Linked DNA regions of Homo sapiens: region 2 is linked to region 1. Evidence: chromatin loops called from intact Hi-C (ENCODE). Cell type or tissue: dorsolateral prefrontal cortex. All regions are shown on one strand. Links, peaks and the distances in the headings refer to the core of each region. The heading gives the core; the rest is flanking DNA.

Region 1 (7,773 bases), core at 1,758-6,757:
CTATCAATAAGATGATGCTATATTTATAGAACATGAGCCACAAGAGAGCTATACTGGGCACTTTCAATAAACCTCAATTAAAGTGATCAATATTGCTAAAACAATCTTTAAAAGCACCTCTGACAGAAAACTTCTTTGAGATTACTTTTAAATGCTGAGATAGACTAAGTACTTCAAGATATAATGGGAAGTGAATTCCAGTGTCCAGGAATATGATTGCTAACTGTCCTAACTTCTAGGGTCTCAAGGTTATGATTTAAATGAATAAAATCTCGATGAATTTGTGAATAAAAGGTATTTTTGCCTTTTATACTTAGGAAAGGAAATGTGAGTAGTATCTTAACACAGCTTGTGCTAAGTCCCATTGACCATTTAATGATTTTTTCCCCCCATCCCAAATGTTAAACAGTTCTTCTTCCTCTCTGACAATTCAGATGCCACTTATTGGTCATAGTTTGCTTGAGATCCCACCTCTTTACAAATCCTTTCCTTTGTGCTCTAGTTTTATTAAAATCTGTACAGCCAAATACAGTTCTTGATCATAGGCTCTTAGAGTAGTTGCCAATTGTTTTTTATAAGTCTTAGCTCCACAACCGAAAATAGCTTCCTACAGGCAAGCTTCGTGCTATGTTATGCCTCACAGCCTCCATATTAATAAGCAGAGTGCTAACCACTACATGATAATTTTGCTCAAAATGCAAATAAAGCTCACACCTTAGATGGGTTTTCAGGCCTCACAACTTATTACCAGCTTAGTTAGCAAAGCATAGCCATCTTCGGATGAGACCTAGAAGGGCCTGGATGCAAAGAACTAAAGGATGATCAGAGTGGGAGATTCAGGAAAAGAGGTACCTTAGGAGGAACGGAGAGGGAAAGACAGACTATGATTTTGCCAGACTGATTCTAAATACTTGTTGATATGGGTAGTAAATTTCTTTTTTGAAATATTGTAATAGCAAGCACTCAAGTGTGATTTCTTACATGGAAAATCCTGACAGAAGGGAGATCCTGGGACTGTCCTAGTGTATCCACCTATTAGGTTTCCAAACTAGCCAACCCAGTGAAGAGAATTGCTCTTTGTTGAGCCAGGCTAGTTACACTATCTTTTCCCACTATATTGCTGCCTTAGTATTCATTTATTCATTCAGTCAGTCATTTAACAAATGTTTAGTGCACATCTTTTTTTTTTTTTTTTTTTTTTGAGACAGAGTCTCGCTCTTGTCAACAAGGCTGGAGTACAGTGGTGCAATCTTGGCTCACTGCAACCTCTGCCTCCCGGGTTCAAGCAATTCTGCTGCCTCAGCCTCCTGAGTAGCTGGAGTTACAGGTGTCCACTACCACACCCGGCTAATTTTTGTACTTTTAGTAGAAACGGGGTTTCTCTATGTTGGCCAGGCTGGTCTCGAACTCCTGACCTTGTGATCTGCCCACCTCGGCCTCTCAAAGTGCTGAGATTACGGGTGTGAGCCATAACGCCCGGCCCTAGTGCATATCTTATATCTGAGTTGACATGATTTGAAGTCCTACAGATAGATACGGTTGTGAGCAAAATGAATTTGGACCCTCACTTTAGAAGGTCCTGCCTCCTGGCAGAGAAAGACATTAATCAAGTAATAACACTAACATAAAACTAAATATTGAAAAAAACCCAAAACACCCGAGAAGTGTAATGAAGAAAAAGCATGAGAAGCCTGGAGCACATTTTATAGAGAGAGCCAATTAAATGGCTGAGCAAGCAAAGTGGGTAGAAATGTGTTCCAGCAGAGGCACCAGCATGTGCTAAGGTCCTGAGAGGGAAGGAAATATGATGCTTTCTAAGATCTGAAAGAAAGGCTCTTCATAAACAGCTGTACGAATCCAAGATCAAGAATCCTCCCACACTTGGCCAGCAGTTCCTTAGCTCGGCATTTGAGCTTTTGTGGCCCTTTGAGTGAAATAACCCAGAGGGTTTGGTTCTCTGCTACAGACCAGAGAAAGCTCTCATCCCTGTGCCTTTATTTGGCCGGGGTTGTGCTTTTGTGGAAAGTGCTTGGCAAGATCAATCCAAAGTTTTAGAACAAATCTTTGAGTGGCTTCCAGAGTCAGTTGAGATTTGTTGCTTCGTGGAGAAAGATAGAAACTTCAGACTGAGAGGATCTTAAAGATGCCTGAACTGCTTGCAGGACTGGTGTATTAGAGAGATTGTCTTATAACAAAAGTGATCTCTTATTTAATATATTATTTCCTCCCCCAGCCCCAGATGGCAAAAAGGTGAATAAGTTGAGTAGCTGGCTCTGGAATTTGAGCTGAGGTCCTATTAATATGGGAACTTCCTGAGCTACAATGCTTCAACTGGAGTCATCAGTTAAGCTTGTGTCTTCTCCTCCATTGGCTAACTGGCTGGCAATGAGCCTCTTACTTGACAGTACACAGTATTGTTAGTTTCCTTAAACACTCTGAAGTTTGACTTACTTTACTGATTTAAAGAGAAAAACAACTATTCTAACTGTTCCTCCACATGGTGAATATCACCTAAATTTTCAAACACCAATTAAGGACACTTTTTATATCATCACACTTATTGAATTTGATGTATTCTTAGTGTGCCTAGGGAGAATGAGTAAAGAATCTGTAGGAGAAAACAGAATAATGCACTTCTTCTGGAAAGCAGGCTTGTGTGACAGAAAGCCATCCTTGTGATGAGAACTAGGGAAAAAAACTAACCGTCCTACTGTTGACTTTGTGTATTTTATAGGTCTTGACATGCTTGAAATGTACAGTACATGTATACTTTAACCTCTGATATCTGTGAAACGCTTACGTTGAGAATTCACATTATAATAAAGTTCTTTTTTTTTTTTTTGAGATGGAGTCTTGCTCTCCTTGCCCAGGCTGGAGTGCAATGGCACGATCTCAGCTCACTGCCACCTCTGCCTCCCAGGTTCAAGCAATTCTCCTGCCTCGGCCTCCCGAGTAGCTGGGATTACAGGTGCGTGCCACCACACCTGGCTAATTGTTTTGTATTTTCAATAGAGACGGGTTTCACCATGTTGGCCAGGCTGGTTTCGAATTCCTAACCTTGTGATCCGCCTGCCTCGGCCTTCCAAAGTGCCAGGATTACAGGCGTGAGCCACCACACCCAGCCTATAACAAAGTTCTAACCTTTGTTAAGGTACACCTAATGCAGTCAAAAAGGCAACACACTTTTTTTTTTTTTTACAATTAAAATTCTGTTATCTTCAGAGTAAGCAGCTGAGATCTTAGAAAGAGTGCCACAAGCTGTGTGACTAAGAGCAAAAGCTGATTGCAGACAGTAGAAGAAAAATGTTCCTGAAATTGAACATAAAATTAAAGTGTTTTAAGCTCAGTCTTTTATCATATCTGCTTATTTAATGTCATGTTGTCACCTAATAAGGCTTTTAAAAATTGAAAAGAGAGTTTAAGGTAGTAGGGTTCTAAAGTGATAGAGAAAATGGATGTCAGAAAGCAGGCCATTACTACTTAAGATATTCTCAGAAAGTTAGTAGCTTTGTGATTAAAAATGTTTCAAGAAGAATTCAGTTAGAGTAAAATATGTTTGCCTGAAACTTAATTGTTTTATCAAGTTTTCCTTTACGTGCCACAGGCATCTTACGAATAACTAATTTATTCTTGGGAAATTTTGTGTTTTCCAAGCTCAAAGCTATAGGAATACAGGAATACAGACACTTATTTCCAAATGTGAATTTTTCTTTTTTAGCTCTCATTAAGAACTCATCGGCATCTTAAATGTTGTTCAGGTAGCACATAAATCTCACTGCGAAAATTTTGTTATTTCTGGATGTTCTCATTTCTCCCTTGATGGTTTCTGAGCTGTGAACTATTTTCTACAGTTTAGTTATTTTGCAACTTTTAAAACAAAATTCCATTGGTGGGAAGTTTCTAAGATTGTGATTCTTTTATATGTACACATTATCTGGTTTAAATATGAGTGCCATCCATCTTCTCCAAGATCCAGCAAGCTCTGCTCTTAGCTTTACAAACATGGTCCTCTAATTCTGAACATCTGAAATTTCTCTGGGTAAAACCACCTCACCTGTAGTCATTAACAATATTTAAGGGTGACTTGGTAATCCTCTTAGGAACTTTGAGATCCATGTTTTCATTATATCACCTCACCTATTGTTTTGTTTGCTGTTCTACTATAATTGCATCAATTTCCCCAAAGCACACCATGTACCATAGTCAGATTGTCTACATGTATAAAAGCAGCAATCGGATCTACATGCTGTATTAAAGTTCCATTTCCATTGTTCTACTAAAGAGGCAAATCTTATTGCCTCTGTAAGGTCTTAGCTTTATCAAAATTATTCTAAACAGACACCATGAAAATCTGTGCTCTAATTCTCAGCCTATGGGAAGGTGCTCACGATGAAAACCCTTGGAGGGTTACCCTTCAGTGGAGCAAATATTATTACACTTAAAACACTTACGAAACTGTTTCCATCTTGTTAAAAGTATTGTACTCAAGTCTTTCTTGTCCTAGTGTGGAGATGACTCCATGTCATTTTGCAGAAAGCATCTGAAGTGTTTCCAAATTTCTATAATTTGGAAACTAGCATAAAATTTAAAGAATTATTATTTTTTTCTGCACAATGCACATACTATTGCACTATTTTGCATCCTCATGCTCCCCTCTCTAGTGGATAGTGCCTCAACACTGTACCTCTTGCCTAAGATTTAAACCTGCTCTGTAGTCACACAATCATCCTAAAATGCTATACAATAGAGAACCGATTTCGCACACCCCCAAACAACACATGCTCTTAATCAGTCCCTCAAACCAGAGCTCTCTGCTAAAGCGCATCCTGCCTCTGCTGGCTGGAGCTTTCACAAACCAAAGCCCAAATAAAGGAACAGTGTGGCTGCTGTAGCACCTCCACTCCCTGCTCAGTACAGGAATTCTTTAATAAGCACATGTGTAGTACAGGACAGTAGTACATTCCCTCCCTGCATTCTAGCGCGGGGACACATCTTTTTCCTTGCACAATGGATCACAATGCTAAAAAGGGAAAACATGATAAGATACAAAAACACAGCTTTTTACTTTCAGAGATGGACGATACAGGCAAATATCTATTTTTTTTTTTAACCTGTCAGCCCTCCCGAAAGTCCAAATGTAAGCTGCCACACATGCATGGGTCTTTCCTTAAAGAAATTGTTTGATGAGCCCACTTAACAACAAAGTGCTTTAGATCACGTCCGAAAATATATGTAATCTACCCTTTTAAAAATGGAAACCTATGATTGCCAGAAAGATATCTTCTGCAAGCTTTGCTCTGGGTAGTTTGTACTGAAGTAAAACCGTCACCACCCACTCCCCATTCAAGCGAGATTTAAAAAGGCAGGCGAACTGAAAGGAACCACAAGTCAGTCCGTCCCCATCAGAAAACAGAGATCAGAGCAAATCACAATGCTGAGGAACGGCTCGACTACTCAAAGACCATCTCCCTCAGGACGAGACAGAGATATGGAGCCATTTTTCACTAGGTTCACAAGAAAATGTCAGCTCACAGCTGCTAGTGCACTGCCAGAGCGCATCTTAATTTGGTCCAAAGGGACTCAGCCAGTCACCCTCACAGAACATTTTCTTAAAGAGTCCCCATTACAAATGTGATTCCCTCAGCTCCGAGCATCTTCTTGTTATAGTCTGTGGCAACTGCATGGCACCGAACTGCATCCTATTCAGAACTAAATGCTTCCCCCCATTTCCTCTTAACATCATGTGAATTAGACACTTCTGAGTCAAAGGGGAAAAAAAAGAGGAAGAGAAAAAAGCATCTCTTCCTACTCCCCACCCTTCTCCACGTTCTTGACTAATACCTCTGGGCAGTTTACTTCAGAATAGAGCAGATTCTTGACCAGGGCACAATGGCAAATTGGCATACAAGCCCCTTGCTATCACGGAAAGCACAAGCAATGCTTTCTTTGTAAAAACACAGGAAAATACACATGCTGGAACAAAAGACACTCTATCTGCACAGCAAGAAACAAGAGAAATTATGTGTTTGTTTTACACACATCTGTACCCACTGGTTGTAAAAAAGGCTTTAAACCTATTTTAATTATAACACATTGTATTTTTTTCCCCAAACCAGGTCCCCATAAAATTAATTTTTTAAGCTTCGGCTCCAATAGGAGGTAAAACACACTCTGCTGGAAGAATACCTGGTGTGTGTCTTTGTTGATGGGGTGCCATTTCAAACTTATTATATTTGAAGTCAATTACGTGGGAAATAAAGATAAGGCAAATGCACTTGGTTCTCTGAACTATTCTGACATTAGAAGAAATGCCAAGTCAGCAGATATCTGCTGTTTACATTTCACAATAACCTAATCATGCATTTGCAGCTTTCTGGAGCAAAACACTAACTGTTCTCCAAACAGCCACCTGACAATCTAAGGCTGAAACACACATTCTGACTCAGAAGGAGACATCATGATGGCTCTCCACTGGCTGTATTAAACAAAAGCTCCGCAAACAAACGAGAGGCATTTGGCAAATGAAGTGAGAGTCGAATCAAGTTTAGGTTCACATCTGGTGGAATATGGCACTGCTTTCCCCAGGGGTTGAGGAGCAGAAGGGTTTGGAGGCTATAAATAGAACACACACACATATGCACATACAGATATTTAAGCCAGACCCGGGTCAGTTTCAGCTTACTAACCTAGAGCTCTGTTCAAAGGAAGCAGAGAAGCCGCACGTCCTCTCCCACCTTTCCATGGTCCTCAGTCAGTGTCTTCTCAAACCACCTGTACTGATCCAACCCATTCGCAGATAAAAATAATTTTCTTGATAGAAGTAGTCTCAGCTGAGCTTTGATTTTTCAACATGGATGTCTAGAATTTTCCTCTTTAAGCCAGACACAGCAACACAAAACTGCCGCTGAGCTCTTTTGTTTTCCCTCCTCTCAAAGATGAAGCATGCAGCACTTCTCTCTCTCTCTCTCTGTCTCCCTCTGCCTCTCCCTCTCTCCCTCTCCCTCTCTCTCCTTCTCCCCTCTCTCGCTTATGCTCTCTCCCTCCGTTTCCCTTTCCCCAACCCCCACCAGCAACCTCGCTCGCTTCCCGGTCAGTCAGGGGCATTTACATCTCTCAGCACAAGAACCTGTGTTATCTACGCGCCTGTCTCTCACTTTTGGGTTTCCTCTGGGAAAGGGAGGGGGGCGGCTCTAGGTGAAGTCAGGTGACCCCTCCATTAAAAGCCAGTGAGATGGATGGAGTGTGTGAATTTTAATATACACACAGGCACATTTACATTACAAAGCAGCGAGGAAAATCTAGCTCCTAGAGATTAAGCATTTTTGTTTTTGCTTTCATAGTCCCCTTTTACCAATTAAGAGAAGCTAGTATAGTATAATGAAATGTAATTAAACTTTTCAGTGTTAATAACAAGGCTGTATCCTTTCAGAATCATCCAGCTGAACAATTCTTTTAAACTTGTAAGCATGACTGTTTCTTTTCCTTTCAAGGGTCAAAGAATCAGTCATTTTACTACTTACACACTTTTTCAAATTGGTCTTTTCTTTGACATCCATTTAAACTTATCTTGAAGTTAAGGACCATTGTAAAAGACAATAAAAATAATAATGTGAAAGGAAAAAAAAATAAGTGACAAAAACACCAAAGCACATAGCATAGGTAGAAATCAATAGTTTGCTGTTGTGGAACTAGATTCAATAATGAGTAATGCTTTGCTCTGAGACAAATAATTTTTCCCTTCTCTGTTTCAGTGTCTCTGTCTTAAATAGAAAA
Region 2 (7,773 bases), core at 1,572-6,571, 130 kb before region 1:
ACCTGGCTAATTTTTGTAGTTTTAGTAGAGACTGGGTTTCACTGTGTTGGCCAGGCTGGTCTCAATCTCCTGACCTTGTGATTCCCCCACCTCGGCCTCCCAAAGTGCTGTGATTACAGGCATGAGCCACTGCGCCCGGCTGTGTGTAACTTTTTGATTACTCTATATGTAATATGTTTTCATTTCCATTTTCCATTCATTAATCATTAAATAAACTCTCTCCTTGAGAGATAAATCTCCTCTCAAAATTCACAAATACATTTTATATTTTATCAAGTTTATCCTATTGAAGAAATCTTTCCTGGAGGCTTCTGACATGCTCCAGTCTGGACTCTCAGCTGCCATCCAGGGATCATCCTTTGCCATCATCCTGGGGAGTCACTTTGCCTCTGTCTTGTGCAGTTTCTCCTCTTCCCTAGACCCCATGTCTATTTTTGTGGTCTCCATCCTCATGGTGGCTGAGCACATCTGTTGGAAGCTTCCTGTCGAAGGTTGCATGGAAGCCACATTGTTTGAGATTTTCCAAGCCTGAAAATGTCTTTATTACACCCTCACTAGTGGCAAATCTGACAGCATTTCAGGAAAATGTAATCATGAAAATGTATTTCTTCATCTTGCTCCCCTGTTCATGCCACCACCATTCTTCTAGTTGTGCTGGTTTGAAACTTTCACCTCAGAGTCACCTACCTTTGAGTCCTCCCTCACTCCTTTATCCCATCTCCAAATATTTGGCAAGTTCTATGTCCCATATCTCCACAACATCATCCTTCCGATCTGTACTGTCTCTGATCCCAGCACCTCCCTCCTGGACCAGGCGGTGGCTCTGTCACTGGTGTGCCTGCCTCCTTCTTTCAGTTCATCGCTGCTCTTCCTGATGAGCCCTGGTGAAGCACCAGGCTGATCACATTTCCTCTCTAAAGGCTTACCTACCCAATCTATGGTCAAGAGAGTGGGTTGAAAAAGGGAGGGAGAGAAAAATACTGAGAGTCAAGAAGAAACAGAGAACGCCATGGTTCTATTATTTACAATAAAGCACAACTCTCATGGTATGCCAGCTTGTGCAGTTTCTTTACATGGGCTTGCCTTGATGGAAAATGTGAGAAGACATAATGTAAGAATTTTCTGTTTCTGTACTACCCTCCTTTCTGGCTCGTCATGTGTCATTCTACTTTCTCTTTAACCTAAAATTTCCACCATTAGAATTACTCTTTGGTTCAGATGAAGGAGAAACTACCTTTAAAATGTATGATATTTTGAAAGTAAGCTGCTTGTGCTGTTTGGGACTCAGCCACTTGTTATCAGTATTACCTCGAGCAAGGTTCTCCACCTCTGTAAACTCTAGTTTTCTTATCTGTAAAATGGGAACAATAGTAGTAGCATCTTCATAGGGCTAATGTGAGGAACAAATGGGATAATTCATATAACATACTTAAGACAATGTCTGGCACATTTTAAATACTCAACAAGGATTATTGTATGTTAAGTACTATTGCCTCGAAGAGCAGAAATGATTTTTTTAATGAAGTCTTGCCATAAATATTAACTGAGCACTTACTATGTGCCAAACACTATTCTAGATGCTTGAGCTATATCTCTGAATAACACAGACTAAGATTCCTGCCTTCATGGAACTAATATTTTAATAGGGAGAGGCAGATAATAAATAAAAAATAAAAAGTTATATAGTATGCTATAAAGGGTTAAATCTTATTAATTGACCATAAATCAGACTGTTAGAACCTATGCACAAGTTAGTGGGTCAAATACTGAGATTTCTGTTAGCTTAGACAGTATGGAGAAAAGGGTGGAGGAGAAGAGACTGTGAGAAAAAGACCTGAAGGGGAGCAGAGACCCACAATACTTGTAGGCTGTACACTACCCAGGTGAGTGTTAGCTAAGTGGGAGACTGCTGGAAGTCAACAGGGGATCCAGAAAGAGCCTGGTTATATTTTAGAAAGAATCACTACATCCTTAAAGAGAAATTCCACTTATTTCACATATTGCTTGGATTAGCTTAGGTCATTTGGCTTAACATCTTGGCGCCTCATACAGGTATTTCTGAACTATCAAAATCATTTTCAAAGGATAAACATGGCAGTGCATGGTGTGTTCCAATGACTGGTGTATGTGCATATACACAGACACTTACATGTCAACCCTCATTTTTAAAAGAAGAAAATGACGAGGTTGTGGGAAAAGGGAACACTTACACACTGTTATTAGAGTGTAAATTAGTTCAGCCATTGTGGAAAGCAGTATGGCAATTCCTCAAAGAGCTAAAAACAGAACTACCATTCAACCCAGCAATCCCATTACTGGGTATATAACCAGAGTAATATAAATCATTCTACTGTAAAGACACGTGCACACGAATGTTCACTGCAGCAGTATTCACAATAACAAAGACATGGAATCAACCTATATGTTCTTCAGTGACAGACTGGATAAAGAAACATGGTAGATATACACCATGGAATACGATGCAATCGTAAAATGAACGACAGCATGTATTCTATGGGAACATGGATGGAGCTGGAGGCTATTATCCTTAGCAAACTAATGGACGAACAGAAAACCAGATACTGCGTGTTCTCACTTATAAGTGGGAGCTAAATGGTGAGAACTTAGGAACACAAAGTAGGCAACAACAGATACTGGGGTCTACTTGAGGGCGGAAGGCGGGAGGAGGGACGAGGGACAGGAGCAAAAAGATAACTATTGGGTACTGGGCTTAGTACCTGGGTGAGGAAATAATTTGCACAGCAAACCCTCATGACATGAGTTTACCTATGTCACAAATCTTCACATGTATCCCCAGAACCTAAAAGTTTTTTTTTAAAGTGAGAGAATGGCTGGGGGCGGTGGTTCATGCCTGTAATCCCAGCACTTTGGGAGGCCGAGGCGGGTGGATCACGAGGTCAGGAGATCAAGACTATCCTGGCTAACACGGTGAAACCCCGTCTCTACTAAAAATACAAAAAAATTAGCCGGGCGTGGTGGCGGGCGCCTGTAGTCCCAGCTACTCCGGAGGCTGAGGCAGGAGAATGGCGTGAACCCGGAAGGCGGAGCTTGCAGTGAGCAGAGATCGCGCCACTGCACTCCAGCCTGGGCGTCAGAGCGAGACTCCGTCTCAAAAAAAAAAAAAAAAAAAAAGTGAGAGAATGCTGTGGTGTGATAAAATGGTGCGATAAAAAGGTTCTTAGATTAAAAATTGAGGACATCTACATTCCATTTTTGTTTTAATGTTTTACATATATGATTCTAGATAAAAACAGTTCATCATCGATTTTCTTATGCACTGAGGTAAATAATAGACATAAAAGGGCATTATAAAAAGTAAAAGCATAAACACCATGCCAACAATATCTGCATTACTTTTAAGTAATATTAATAGTGCTACTAAGAAAACTACAATTTCACAAATATCATTGGTGGTATCTTACTTTTGGAGTGTATTATAATCAAAGCTTTAAATCACTTAACTTCACTCAGGCTAACACTTATAATAAAGAAAAAAAATTTATGCTTGAAGAAACAAATTGTCTTTTTTACTGTTTGAGTATGAAAAAAACATGAGTCAAGATATAAATCCATTTTGTCTGATTACACAGTAAGATGTAGTACACAGTGGCTTGGTCACTAGTTACAAGGATCCTTTTGTCTTTTGTAGACAGTCATGTAAAACAGCTAATGCCTATGGCCTAGGCTGCTAGAAGGTTTTTGCCATTTGCTGAGTCATTTGAAAAGTGTGAAAGTGCTCACAAAACCTGATTAGTAAGTAGGTCATTTAATTTTACCTGCAGGCATAGCACCTACAAGAGTCAGAAAGCATTTTAGATCTATGTGTCTGGGAAGAAAGGATATTAGTTGATGTTACGTCAATGGGCAAGGCAGTGGCTGAAGAAGGAGAAAGCAATTGGAAATCTGTGAACACCTCTTTGGAAAGTAGTATGATTCTAAAAATAAGGAAAATATATGTGATATGAAATGAAGTGTTGTACAATGGTAATTTGCAGCTAAAGGTAATTAATATCTAGACTGGGGAAACAAGTTAAATTTCTTGAAGTGGTTACTTACTTTTATGCTGAAATAATTACAGTTGCTTTTGCAACTCAAAAGATGATGAATAGTTGACAGCAAAGCAAGACTCAACAGTAATAACAAGTAATTATCTAGCACTAGAAATAGGGTGGAAGATGTGGAGAATAAAAGAGGGAATATAGATGATTCATCATATAGCTGAAGCTCACCTTCTTTTATTGCTCTTCTGTTTTGGTTGGGACTTTCCTAAGTGGTGTATAGGAAAGTCCAAAATAAGTTTTATTATCCAAATTATAATTTATATATTTTATTCTTATTATTTATTCCAGACCACTCCTCCAAAGGAAAAATAAATAGAACTGAAAGAGCAAAAATGCTAAGTTGAGGCTTTGTTTCATCTTTTAGTAATTAATTTCTTAAACAACAGCTTATTTATTAATTGCTAAATTAAGTACTGTATGAACAACACCTCCTTCATGAGTTAATGAAAGCATACAGCGTTTCTGCTCAAAAGACATGTCTAAACAAAATGCATTATCTCCCAAATGGTTAGCTTATTGATACACAGTGAAGTCACATGGAAGCGACTTGTCATTTTGCTACCATGGCAACTGGGAGTGCCAATGGAATTTTTTTATTAACCTACTGTTTAAATGAAGGAACATTGCTCTTTTTTGTCTTAGGAAGAAAAGGGCATTTGTGGTAAATATAATTCTAAAGCGTATTTCCCCTCAGCTTTCTGCTATTTCCTAGTTTGAGTAAAATACTTTTCTTCAAAAGAGTCACCAGCTTGACAGTATTATTACTTAGATGATGGCTCAGTGCAGTCATCTATTGTGATCTATTCTGATATATTAAAAATTCCATAGTGCTTGCCGCATGGCAGGTACCCAATACATATTTGCTAAAGAAACAGACTTGGAATTAATCATTAAGTCAATGTATTCTAAGCAGATGGGTCATTGTGTGAGAATGTGAGAAAATGAATTCTGTTCTTATTCATATATTCCCCCTTTCTTCTTCCTGGTGTTTCTCAACTGCAAGCTGGAAAAAATAGATCTTGACAGCTAGGGTGACTTCCTCTGTATTTGACCTTTGATTAACTATCTCTTAGATTCTTGAAGACACTTAAGTTGGTCACAGTTACTCATCAGCAAGTAAGAACACAATCATCAGATTTGTGTATGCTGCCAATAAAAACATACATCCGATAGATTCCTTTGGCCAATGCCTGTAATCAATTTTTACACAACCAGCCTAGGCCTTGGGTTTTATTATACTCATTTTCAATCACATAAAATCCCAAAGTATGGTTTTATACAAACATAGAGCTAAAGTAAGCAAAGCAAATAATATCGTTTGGGTCACTGAATTGTATGTGATTGACAGATTATAAAGTAATGTAGGCCTTATAGATTTCCTGTTAACTGATGGGGTGGATTGGTTTGAGGTAAAAAAATTAAAACCTACAATTCAATGAAATAAATCACTTATTAAGTATAAAAATTATTAATAGCCTCAATAAAACACTATGCACATTTTATAAAATATTGAAGATTTGACAAATCCATTTGTAAAATATTGGTAGTTAATTTGACTTATTTTCTTAACAGTGTGTTGCTTTAAACCTCAGTAATTATTTCAAAACTCTCTTCCCCTAAGATAACATGTTGTCAATTTTTGTTTAAAGCAGCACTGGCATATACTAACAATGTTAGGTATCTTCCAAAAACAGGCTTTTTTTTTTTTTTTTTTGAAGAAGAAACCTCACTGAATATCTTGGATATAAAGGTTCAAAATAGTGCCCCATATGGCATCAATTACTGTTTTAAATTTTAACAGTTTGGATTGAGGAAGCATCGGACCCAAACTTGGTGTTTCTTAAAACATAGGCTGCATCAAGGCCGGGCGCTGTGGCTCACGCCTGTAATCCCAGCACTTTGGGAGGCCGAGGTGGGCGGATCGAGAGGTCAGGAGATAGAGACCATCCTGGCTAACACGGTGAAACCCCGTCTCCACTAAAAATACAAAAAATTAGCTGGGCGTGGTGGCGGGCGCCTGTAGTCCCAGCTACTCGGGACGCTGAGGCAGGAGAATGGCGTGAACCCGGGAGGCGGGGTTTACAGTGAGTCGAGATCGTGCCACTGCATTCCAACCTGGGTGACAGAGCAAGACTCCATCTCAAAAAACAAAAAAACCAAAACCAAACAAACAAAAACAACACACAAAAAACATAGGCTGCATCAGAACCATGTGGAGGACTTGTTAAAGCACAGATAGCTGGTTCTCACTCCCCAGAGTCTCTGAGTCACCCTGCTGCGGTGGGGCCTGATTATTTGCATTTCTAACAAGTTTTCAGGCGATGCCTCTGACACTGCGGGTCCAGAAACCATAATTGGAGAACCACTGCTCCAATTTCACTCATAGCTCAGGGAACCCAAAATAAAAACAGTGTTAAATTTCCTCATCAAATATAACTACAACAATCCATAAAGCATGCAGGTCATGACTTTGGCATTGGCCCTGGAGTACTCTATAGCCATGTACCGGATTCACAGAAAATAAGCCATCCTTCATTTTCTGGTGCATAGATGAACAGAGTCATGAGGAGTATTTTTCATAGTGAAGTGTTCTTTAGAAGTTAAATGAATTTGGGAAATAATGCACCTATCTTTATTTATGTGTCCTTATAAATATCTTTATTATTTGAAGTAATATAAATTATTTTGGCTCTATCTATGCAACAGTATGGCTGATATTGGGAAAGACTTAGGAGCTTGACTATAGCTCACCAGCAGTGATACATGATAATATGTTAAAAAAAAAAATAAGCATCTAATGCAGAAGATCTCTCATGAAGAAAAACTATGGTGGATGTCAAAAAATAGATGACAAATGAAAAATCTGTAGATCTCCAAAAAGTAAGAAATAATAGCATTGCATTATTTTCATATACCAAGCTATCTGATTTGCTAAATGTTAAAATTACAGCTTGTTTACAACTATACTTATCAAATGAAATCAGGTGATAGGTAACATACACTTTGGAATTAGTACTCATAAAGCTCTCTGTTATAACAAATTATTTAGGCCACCATATTGTTTTATTAATTCCATAGTTTTATTTGCACAATTAAGTCCCTGGTGTAAACACTAGAGTAAATGAGGGGTAGATGTGAGAAATATCATTTAAAACTTGAACTCAGCCAGGTGTGGTGCCTCACATCTGTAACCCCAGCACTTTGGAAGGCTAAGGAGTTTGAGAGCAGCCTGGGCTACATACAGAGATCTCATTTCTACAAAAAATTTAAAAATTAGCTTGGTATAGTGGCACACATCTTTAGTCCCAAGTGGAGGATTGATTACTTGAGCCCAAGAGGTCAAGGCTGCAGTGACTCAAGATCATGCCACTGCACTCAGCCTGGGAGACAGAACAAGACCCTGTTTCAAGAAAAAAATAAAAAGAAAAGAAAAGAAAAAAAAAAGAAAGCTGAACTCATCACCTGAACTAAAAAACCTGTCATACTGAGCAAGAAAGAAAGACAATGTCTGGGGTGATCACTTTTGAAGTTGATGTATATGCAATATATTTTCAATTTTAAGGCTTCTACAGTAAATGACCAGATTTAATTACCAACAGTACCAAGATTCCTTGACCACTGATATACAAGCACTCTACACTGAAGACAAACTAGGGCAAAGTGAATGATTTCATTTATTCATACATTTGAA

What was found. Peaks named below come from ENCODE experiments on the same cell type or tissue, not always from the same donor. Only the 100,000 strongest peaks of a DNase experiment are listed, where the experiment ranks them.
Region 2: it touches region 1 in a loop (2.4-fold over the local background); 1 of 110 quality-filtered maps calls a loop at or near these places.

Annotation. Positions count from the first base shown.
Region 1 is chr7:78,764,165-78,771,937 of GRCh38, forward strand. All of the region lies in intron 2 of MAGI2 (membrane associated guanylate kinase, WW and PDZ domain containing 2), which reads right to left. Among named protein-coding and RNA genes, the nearest start is that of MAGI2-AS2, 240 kb to the right of the region's middle. In dorsolateral prefrontal cortex, for the core only: a CTCF peak has its summit at 4,838; DNase peaks (open chromatin) are centred at 4,847 and 5,544; H3K4me3 peaks cover 2,770 bases; H3K27ac peaks cover 2,624 bases.
Region 2 is chr7:78,630,574-78,638,346 of GRCh38, forward strand. The region is part of intron 2 of MAGI2 (membrane associated guanylate kinase, WW and PDZ domain containing 2); the gene reads right to left. Among named protein-coding and RNA genes, the nearest start is that of MAGI2-AS2, 370 kb to the right of the region's middle. In dorsolateral prefrontal cortex, for the core only: no CTCF peak of the experiment used is centred there; no DNase peak of the experiment used is centred there; H3K27ac peaks cover 1,911 bases.